Regions from separate parts of the Homo sapiens genome. Here region 2 is linked to region 1. A link is a contact called in ENCODE Hi-C or POLR2A ChIA-PET data. All regions are on one chromosome and are shown on one strand. The core of a region is the stretch at or near the end of the contact, and the rest is flanking DNA. Distances in the headings are between cores, read along the strand shown.

Region 1 (5,105 bases), core at 847-3,346:
GTCATTTGCAGGAGGTCCTGCAACTTCCCTCTCTCCCCAATTCATCTCTGCTTCTTCATCCATCCCCTTCTCTTTTCTCCCAGAGAGAAATGTCTTTAAGACATCAATATAAAGGCAAAGTTATTGAAGGCAAAGTGTCCACACCAACCCAGATTAACACATAGATAGGAGGTCTCAAAGGTGTGCATGGTCAGTTGGGGGCAGCAACACTTCTTCAACTGGGTTCTGTCCTCTGGCCTTTTTCCCATGAGATGATCTCAATGGACTGACCTTGACTCAGGCAGACCCCTACTAAGCACCCAAAAGGGAGGCCAGGGCCCTGGGCAGTCTCTCCAGCATGCCTCTCAGCCTGTGCAAGACCATCTAGGCTTCTCAGTGTGGGTCCACCTTTTGCCCGTTTCATTAGATATTTTTTCACACTTGTATATTTAATATTTCTCTCTCGTCTATATTCTTATCCTCAGTTTAAAATATACTTGAAACACTGCCATCCTAAATTGGCTGCCTCTCAATCCTGCTGTTTCCCTGGCTATTTCCTTAAATGTCTCCTTTCCTTCCCAGAAAACTTCCTGAAAGAAAAGCTGGCACTTGCTGCTTTCAGTTCAGACTGGCCATTCTCTCACACCAGATTTCTAGTTTCTGTGCCCACCCCACCCTCAGTCCCACTGACGTTGCTCTACTAGGGTTGCTAAAGACTCCAGGTCATCAAATCCAAGAGTTACTTTTCAATCTTCTTCTGTTTGGCTGTTCACCTTTGTTTTGGTGAAAGAAAGAATGCATGTCTACACAGAGCATTTACAGGGGAGCAGCGTCATGTGAATTCTAATAATGGAAGATTTCTCCAAGGAGAAATCAACTCTTGGGCACAGAATCAGGGATAAGAAGTTCAACCTCACCTATCCACTTGCCAGCTGGACACTAGGACTTGACCTAATTAAGGGAGTTGACAGTTTTTTTGGTGTTTTGTTTTGTCTTTACAAGCAGATGTTATCACCCCATTATACCAAGAAGGAAATTGAGGCTCAGAAAAAACTTGTAGATTGCCCCAAGTTACACAGTGGGTTATGGTCAGAGCTCCCTCCATCACATAGTGATAATAGCTATGACTTAATAACTACTGTATATCAGGCATGTGCTAAGAGCTTTACAAGGCAATACCTCATATAATCCTCTCCTAAAGTACAGACTAGTTTATACACCTTATTACAACTCCACTTGAATGTGTAATGGACATCTCAAAGGTGACACATTCAGAAATGAAATCAGGATCTTTTCCCCAAAACCTGCTCTACCTACAGCTTTTGCTATCTCAATTGATGGTGACTTCATCCTACTAATCGCTCAGTACAAAAAAAAAAAAAAAAAATTGCAGTCCTCCTTGACTCCTCTCTTTCACACCTCATATACAATTTCTCAGGAAACCCTATTGAAACTACCTTCAAAATATATCCATAATCTTCCCACTTCTCAGAACTTCTACTGCTACCAGCCTGGTCCCAGCCACCATCATCTCTCACTTAGATTACCTAGTGGCCTCCCAGCAGGTCTCCCTGCTTTTCCCTCTCTCGCCTCCCTCTCCTCACCTCCCCTCACCCTCCAGTCTCTTCTCAAAGCAGCAGGAGAAATCCAGCTAAGTTCTCCTTCTCGCCCATTGCAGCCTCGAGCTTCTGGGCTCAAACGATCCTTCCGCCTCGGTCTCCCGAAGTGCTGAGATTACAGGCGTGAGCCACCGCGCCTGGCCTTAAAATCCTTTTTAAAGGCACTTTGACATCCATTATCTCATTTAAGTCTAAAACACGAATTTCGACCTCCGCGCTGCTTTCTGGTTCCACCTGGCGGCAGCTGCACAAAGTGTTTCTCTTCGAACGCCGTCCCAAGTTTTACCCGGAACTACTTAGCCCAGGGTTTCCTGAGTGCTCCTCGGGCCAAAAGCAGAGCGCACAAATTCCAGAAGAAATTACCAACGGCGGGACTATTTCAGTGCTCCGAGAAGTATCACCAGTAACCAATCAGCAAAAAGCTCTAGCTCACGTGGTGTATATTCAGCCTATCAAGCTCCTGATATTCATGAATGCTGTCATTTCCGCTTCCGCCTCCTTCTTTCTCGACAAGATGGCCACACCGGCGGTACCAGTAAGTGCTCCTCCGGCCACGCCAACCCCAGTCCCGGCGGCGGCCCCAGCCTCAGTTCCAGCGCCAACGCCAGCACCGGCTGCGGCTCCGGTTCCCGCTGCGGCTCCAGCCTCATCCTCAGACCCTGCGGCAGCAGCGGCTGCAACTGCGGCTCCTGGCCAGACCCCGGCCTCAGCGCAAGCTCCAGCGCAGACCCCAGCGCCCGCTCTGCCTGGTCCTGCTCTTCCAGGGCCCTTCCCCGGCGGCCGCGTGGTCAGGCTGCACCCAGTCATTTTGGCCTCCATTGTGGACAGCTACGAGAGACGCAACGAGGGTGCTGCCCGAGTTATCGGGACCCTGTTGGGTGAGTGGTCAGAGAAAGTTAACATTCTTTTCTTCCTCCCACTTCTCATTTATCTCACTCCCCTAACTCATTAATTCTTTAATTCCTGGTGTCCTACCGTCCTTTCCTCCCATCCCCAATGACCTCTTAATCTATATCTGCATCCTACCTTTTGCTGTGACTTATCTTCTCAAGCACTTGCATCTCTCCTCTCTCTCCTGCCGGATTGCTGTCACTTTAAGCGACATAAAATACACAAGGAGTAGTTGTGTCATTTACTGAATATTTTATGCCAGTGGTTTACATTTATGCCAGTGGTTTACATTTTACATAAACAGCAGTTTATGGCAAGTATGATGGGCTGCATCTACCAAAAATGAGTTCACACGCCGAGTGGGAAGTCAGGAACCCTTGACTCCCTATACCAGTGACCACATATTTCTCCCTTATCCACTGACTAAATGTCATCGTTTTCCAGGTATTGACAAAGTTTTCTAACCAGTTGTCAAAGGAGTGGGGACGTTTGTAAAAAAACATTCCTCCCAACAAGTAAACCGGTTTGGTTGGAACCCGCTTGGGATTTTATAGTGTTCTGCTGTCCTAAACGTCTGAGCCTGATCTGTGTCCCTCAGTGTCCCCTAATATTAGTACCTAATGTGAGAAACCCTGTTCCCCCATTTTGCATTTGGACGCAAACAGTTGTATTATCTGTTTATATTTCTGCCCTTAACCTTCAGGTCGAAAAATGACCCATTCTCTGCCTGTGTTCCAAATTTGGGGAATAGATATTTTATGTTAAAGTAGTTTGTAAAATGGAAAAGCACTAAAGAGGGATTGTTGATAATAAATTCCTTTCTGGAGACTATGCTGGTCCCATGAAATTCGTTTCCATTCCATCTTAGTGCCAGATTTTAAATAGCTTTGTGAATCCACTTTATTTACAAGCATTCTTTCTCTTTCATACTCTTGAACATCTACTAGTTCTTACACCATAGAAGACAGTTGGTATATTGCAAAGCAGACAAGATTTGTAAGCAGACCTCACAAAACATTTGCCATGTGACTTGGGGCAGATTACCTAAAATCTGTTCTGTCAGGAGCTACTTTAGACTTAGTCTTTGTGAGAGCTAAATTAAAAACTTCTGACTATGCTGGCACACATTAGGTACAGCTGTTAGTTGCCATTCACATCAGGCCTGGACCACCCCAATGCATACAGACACACATTTTCTCTCCTTTATCTATCTTTGACGGTATAGCATTTTACAGAAACTTAAATTCATATCTTCTGAACATTGCTTGTCTTTTCTCAGACCAAGCTTTTGCGTTCTCTTTGCCACAAGTGCTTTTCCTGCTGTCCTTCATTTGTTTAAGCTCTACCTACCTTCCACGTTCCCAGCAACAGCATTAAGTGCCGGTCCTCCATCCCATACCCGGACCCTCACTCCATTCTTAACCTTCCACAGCATGATGGTGTTCTGTAACTGTGCCCTGCTCTGAGCTTCTGTAATAAATTATTTTTGCATCACTGACTTGACACTCAGCAAATACTTACTCTTTTGGCTGCACTTTCTAATTTTCCAAGCTCGCTAAAGCTATTTAAAGAAACTAATTCATTACCCATGATTTATGCTTTAGCGCCCCAAATATTCCAGTGATCCAGTCAGACCAGGTATAATCTAATCTACATCCTCAGATCCTCTTCCAGACTGGAATCATGGTACAGTGCTATAGGTGTTATAGAGGCAATACTTACAGAAGAATAAAGAATAGATTCTGCTTGCTATGAACTTATTTCCTTAGATATACACAAAACATTTCATTTGTCTAAATGAAGTCATTGGTGCTTTTTTTGTACCATAAAACTGTTAAGGTATTTAGAATTCAAAGTGTAATAAAGTGAGCTCTCCTGTAACCTTAAACTCAAGATAGAAGTGTACTCTTAAATGCAAATAATTAGAATGTAATATGATAAATGTTCCAATAGAAGGGTGTCATGGTGGCATGGAAATGCAGAAGACTTAACTATTTCAGAAGGTTGGGGAAAAGTTCACAAAAAAGATGACGTTTGAGCTGGGCATTAAAGCAACTACAAGAAGTATAAAAAAGCCTGGTAAATCCACTGTCTGAAACATTCAGTATTACAGGAATGTAGGTGACAGGAGGTAGAGCAGGAAATGAAGCTAGCAGAGGGCAGAGCCCTAAGAAGTATTAAATAATTACAAATGTAAAGTGCTGTGAAGGGAATTACCTGGATCCCTGAGAAGACAAAATGAAAGTCTAACCTCATTTGAAGCTCTTTGGGGAAGCTCCTGAGCATTTCAGCTAACACTGAATAGGAATTAAAAATCACTCTGGAATGAGTGAGTTGAGAGATAGGAAATAAAGTTGACAGGACATGGTGTGATCAGAAGTGAGGGATTAGAAGAAAATATCAGGGATGACTTCTACATCTTTGGTTAAGTGTGAAAGAAGAAAGGGAAGGTAGGGGTTGACTAAAGGTCTGGAGTGCAAAAGAGATGTGGGCAAGTATGTCAGGTTAGGAATTATGTCATTGGAATATAGAAGGTAATTGAACCCATAAAATTGGATGAGATCACCTAAAGCAGGGGTTGGCAAACTTTCTATAAAGGTCCAGACGGTAAATATT
Region 2 (5,105 bases), core at 819-3,318, 180 kb after region 1:
AAAGAAAGAAAATACATAGCTTTTATAAGATTCTCAATGGTGTATGTAACCCCAAAATGGTTAAGATTTTTTGCTGCAAGTTTCAGTTACTGGAATGTACCATTCAAGGTAAGTTTTTTCCTAGGTTATACTACTTCAGTAGCTTCTCCTTGTCAAAAACAGAATTTACAGTATTGGTAGCTTAATAATCTTAAAGTATTTATTGACTGCCCATTATATGCCAGGTACTGAAGAAACAGTGGTAAACAAGACAAAGTCCCTACCCTTGCAAACTTACATTCTAGAAGGTGAAGACAAAAAAACAAACAAGTAAACACTTAAGAATATTCCATATCATATAGTGATGCCTATCATGAAGAATATAAAACATGATAAAATAGAGAATGATGGGAGAAAAGAGTTATTTTAGTTAGTGTCATCAGGGGAAGTCTCTCTGAGGAGGTTTCATTTGAGCAGAAATTTGAATGATGAGAAGGGCACTGAGGGAAAAGCACAGCACTTCAGGAATAAAGAGAACTGAAGGTACAAAGATCCTAACATGAGAACACTGAATACCAACACTTGAGTTCTCAAGGGAACAACCCATGTCTAATCTCCACTCTACATTTTCTACAACGTTCAGAAGAGTGTCTCCCACTCACAGTCAATAGTACTTGTTCAAGATAATTCACCATAATGGAAAGTAAAAAAAAAAAAAAAAAAGTTTTCGAAGAATCTTCACTGTTCAGGATCATCATGAATTGACTCTTCTTCAAAGTAGACAATATCATTAGACAAAGCAGGTAAAAATCTTTGGGATTATTGCAATAAGACAGAAAGGAAAAAAAAAGAACAAATACGCAAAGATGTTTTAGAAGTCCGTCCCAAGTGGATAGTCTTACAAGCATAAAGATTATCAGGCAAATTCTGTAAACAGAATTATGTGTTCAACCTGCCCTCCACCCCTAAAGCTTGGTGCTTTGCATTTATAGTGTGTATGATGCTCAAGAGAATGGAACTACAGTCAATGTGCATAAAGCAGACGGAAGTGGATTACAGTTCAAAAGGAGCTGTCCAGCAATCAACAGTTTAAACATTACTGGAAGTGTTCAGACACCGTAAAATCATGTCTCAAAGATATTACAAGGATAATTTACAGGAGAAAGTTACCAGTAGAACTTCATGACCTATAGAAAACTGTTCTGGTTCCTTCTCCCAGCCTTCAGCACCGTGCCTTTACACTCATTCTGTAAAAGGCCCCAGTGCAGCTAAGAGGATGAATTTTTAAACACCACATACATCATGCCAACAACGAAGAATTAACAGATAAATACTGTTTCAATAAGGGGAACGTAATAATTTGTTCATAACCACCTCAGTAACTGAAACTGGGGTTATTAAAATCTTCAAGATATATTTTTAAAGGCACAAGAAGAGCCTGAAGCAGTGAGCGCCCAGCACCAAGTTGAAAAAACATAACGACTTAAGGTTTGCTGTACCAATTCCATTTGCCTTGATTTCGTACCAAGCGGCGCGTCAGAAAGTACACGGAAAACCTAAAGAGGGAAACCCAACTGGGAACCCTTGACTCAAAGCACGTGAACAAATGGTGACGAGATGAGTTAAGCCAGCGGGGTAAGAGAGAAGGGACTGCGCCTAAACGGGAGTACGCAAGGCCACCTAGAGGATGCACAGACCTGCATGCATACGTTCCTGACCCTTCCAGCAGCAGAACCATCTGGGCCGCCACCCGCTGATAACAACGGAACCGTGGGCATTGGCCCTTCAACGCCGTCTCGCCCGCCCTCTCCAGTCAGTTTGGTGGATATTTCGGTGAAGGCTGCAGACTCTCAGAGTCACCCCTCCCTCAAGCAGCGTTCTCCGTACTCTTCGGCGCCGGGAAGCTCAGAGGGAGCTGGCCTGCTCTTACCTTCAGGTGTCGGCGGCGGCTCCTGCCGCTTCCCGCGGGACAGGAAGGCCTTGGGCAGCAGCAGCGACAGAGCCAGGACAAGCCCAGAAGCCAGAGCGACTCTCTGCACTGTGGAGTACGCCATGACTGCTCACGGTGGTCGCAGGTGCAGACGCCAGCCGGAACCGGAACCGGAACCGGAGCACGGGCTGCCGCTCCCGACCGAACCGCGGGCGGCGCGGACGGCGTCGCGCGAGGGACAAGGTGCGCGAGGCGCACGCATCTTCACCTCCACTGTCGGGAGTTGACCTGCTCCTCCCGCGTGGTTACCCGTCGCTGTAAATGGTACCCTCGCCTTCCCGTTCATACTAACTAAAAACTCCTCCCTCACTCCCCATGTTCATCTTTTACTGAGTCCTGTGCATTCTACCGCCTACACATCCGGCGGTCGTGCCCGGATCTCTATCCCCACTTACCACCACTGCCCCCCACCCACCCGTAGATCACAACATCCAGTTTCTCCTCATCTCCATGATCTCGCTGTCTTCCAGCTTCCACTCATGCCCCTCGCATTCATTATCCGTCTGCAGCCACAGGTGATAATGCTAAAACACAAGACTAATTCTCTTTCTCTCCAGCTTAAACCTTTTAACTCTCCATTATCTTCAGAACAATAGTTAAACTCCTTTCTATAACCTCAACGCCCTGCATGATCTGGTCTTACCAATGCTCCTTCCAAACTGGATGATTTGCTATTTCTTTAGCATATTGCTTGTCTTCAGGGAAGCTTTGCTTGTCCTGTTCCCACTGCCTGGAAAATTCCTGACACCATCTCCAGTTGTCAAAAACTTCTCTGAAGAACAGCTTAAAAACACTGCTCTCTCGAAACGTTTTCAGTCAGCCTCTCCTTTCTCTACAATCCCACCGTTCTTTGTTACTCTCTTCATTCGTTCATTTAACATTATTTTAGTTTTTACTATGTATTAGACCCTCAACTTGGCACTACAGGGTCTGATGAATAAAATGGATTCCCTTTGTAGGACAGATAATTATCCAAACAAAAAAAATGCAGGAAATATTCTGGATCCCCGAGCAGTCTTCTCAACTGGTACGAGGAAAAGTCAAGAAAAGCCCCTTTGAGAAGGTGAAATTGAGTTAGCTGTTGAAAAATGAGTAACTTATAGGCAGACAGGTGGGAGGGGTTAGAAAGGTATTCCGGAAAAAGGAGGCCAAAAAAATAAAGGCAAATCTGGAAGCTTCCTGGTGTGTTCAGAAAGCTATTGGTAATTCATTTTGGCAGGGCCATAGAGTAGTGACAGGACACGAAGTGCACAAATATAAGCAGGAGCTACATTGTGAAAAGCTTAGGTAGAACTTCCAGTTAAACATGACAGATGTAACATATGCATTTATCTTTGCTTTCCTGGGACAGTGCCCAAAAAGGAAAATAAAGAAATAAAGTATATAAACTACAAGACTAAATGCAATGATAGAAAACATGACAGCAGATGAGAAATGTCAATTTTGTAAGACGCACACAACACTGTCCAATAGACACATAATACCAGCCACATATGTAATTTAAATTTTTCCAGTAGCCACATTTAAAAAGTAAAAATAAGTAAAATTTATTTTAATAATATTTTAAACCAAGATAGCAAAAATATTTCAAATTTTATCAGCACGATAGTGTGGCTCGTTGGCGCCCACAGTAGACAGTGCAGGTGTAGAGCATAAAAAGTTAAATGCCTGTGGACTGAAAGCCTGTAAGGAGTGAACTAATTTGCCCCTCAGAACCCATGCTCTTAAGAATTGGAGGTACTGGGTTCCTTTAAAGCCAAGGGTGCAGAGTGGGTCTGAATGAAGGATTGGCTGGAAATCTGATTAAAAAGCAGTTGAGACTGGGCACAGTGGCTCACACCTATAATCCCAGGGCTTTGGGAGGCCAAGGCTGGAGGATGGCTTGAGGCCAAGAGTTCAAGGCCAGCCTGGGCAACATAGGGAGAGCCCTAATCTCTACCAAAAAAATGTAAAAAATTAACCAGGCATGGTGGTGTGCACCTGTAGTCCCAACTACTCAGGAAGCTGAGGTGGGAAGATCACTTGAGCCCAAGAGTTTGAGGCTGCAGTGAGCTATGATTGTGTGAAACCACAATTAATTATGATATATAAGATGATAATAATGCCTGAATGAAGCCAGTAGGGGCACCCACTCCAGCCAGGGTGACAGAGTGAGACCCTGTCTCTAAAAAAAAATTGTTTGATTTTTTTAAAGCAATGGATATCTTCTGAATCTCTTTCCTTGATTCATGCAGCCAGATGGGTGCCACTGCTGGCTTCACTCGGGCATTATTATCATTGATGTTATTAACATCACTAAAAGTTAGAGTACTAATTATGTTTTAGGCATCTTACATATCATAATTATTCCTCCCAATAACTTCAAGAGGTAAGCAATATTATTATATACCCATTTCACAGGTAAGAAAATGGAGCCCCAGAAAACATAATTTACTTGCCAACAATTACACAGTATAAACTGGATGCTATGATTTGAACACAGGCATGCTTACTCAAGAATTTGCCCTCTTAGCTACCAGGTTTACTGTCTGGGGAGGTTTAGTCAGAAAACCTCTGGACTCCTGGACTATAGATGCAGCTTAGGGAGGAGGTGACTAATGGGATGTGGTCTCTAAGAAATACAGAGGGGTCTGGAATGACCACACTCCCCCCCGCCCTCCGCCACCAAATTCTAGCTTGGGTAAATGGTAGACATTAATTCTATATAACATGATTTTAAGAATAGAAGAATCAGGTTTGTGAGAAAGATGAAGAGTTCAGATTTTGACTAGCTGAATTTGAAGTTCCATGAAATATCCAAGTAGAAATATCCAGTTGGATATATGGGCCTGGAGCTCAGAAGAGATGTTTGGGCTAGAAACAATAGGAAATCATCAGCCCATCTATAGTAAATGAAGTCTAGGAGAAGATGGCATTAGTGAGAGTGCTCATGTGAAGTTGTAAGAAGCCACAATGGAAACCTAGGTCACAACATTATGTTGAAGTTCCCATGTATGAGGACAGAAATGAGGTGGGAAATAGTGATCCAAGTGTTAAAATCTTTAATGAATGTGGAGTTACTACAAGGTTGGAAGGTGACAGGAACAGAAGAAGTAATGGGCAGCCAGATGACATGCTCTTCTAAGGAGCTGTGTTT

What was found. A loop is a pair of places that touch in the nucleus more often than their neighbours do. ChIA-PET counts read pairs that join two places held with the same protein, here RNA polymerase II (POLR2A). Pooled maps may share reads with other maps.
Region 2: a pooled map shows a loop between it and region 1 (5-fold over the local background). The contact joins the promoter of RIC3 here to the promoter of EIF3F in region 1. A Hi-C loop is called at or near these places in 7 of 50 pooled maps. POLR2A ChIA-PET finds 5 or more read pairs at or near these places in 4 of 52 experiments (WTC11, activated CD8-positive, alpha-beta memory T cell, activated T-cell and 1 more).

What each region holds. Positions count from the first base shown.
Region 1 is chr11:7,985,241-7,990,345 of GRCh38, forward strand. It overlaps EIF3F (eukaryotic translation initiation factor 3 subunit F), which reads left to right and starts at 2,097. Exons shown (of 8, transcript NM_003754.3): 1 at 2,097-2,476. The coding sequence starts at 2,113. RefSeq lists enhancers at 1,732-1,911, 1,795-2,334, 2,335-2,873, 2,342-2,391.
Region 2 is chr11:8,166,957-8,172,061 of GRCh38, forward strand. It overlaps RIC3 (RIC3 acetylcholine receptor chaperone), which reads right to left and starts at 2,069. Exons shown (of 6, transcript NM_001206671.4): 1 at 1,910-2,069. The coding sequence starts at 2,033. RIC3-DT (RIC3 divergent transcript) reads left to right here and starts at 2,114. Exons shown (of 5, transcript NR_187234.1): 1 at 2,114-2,233; 2 at 2,929-3,032.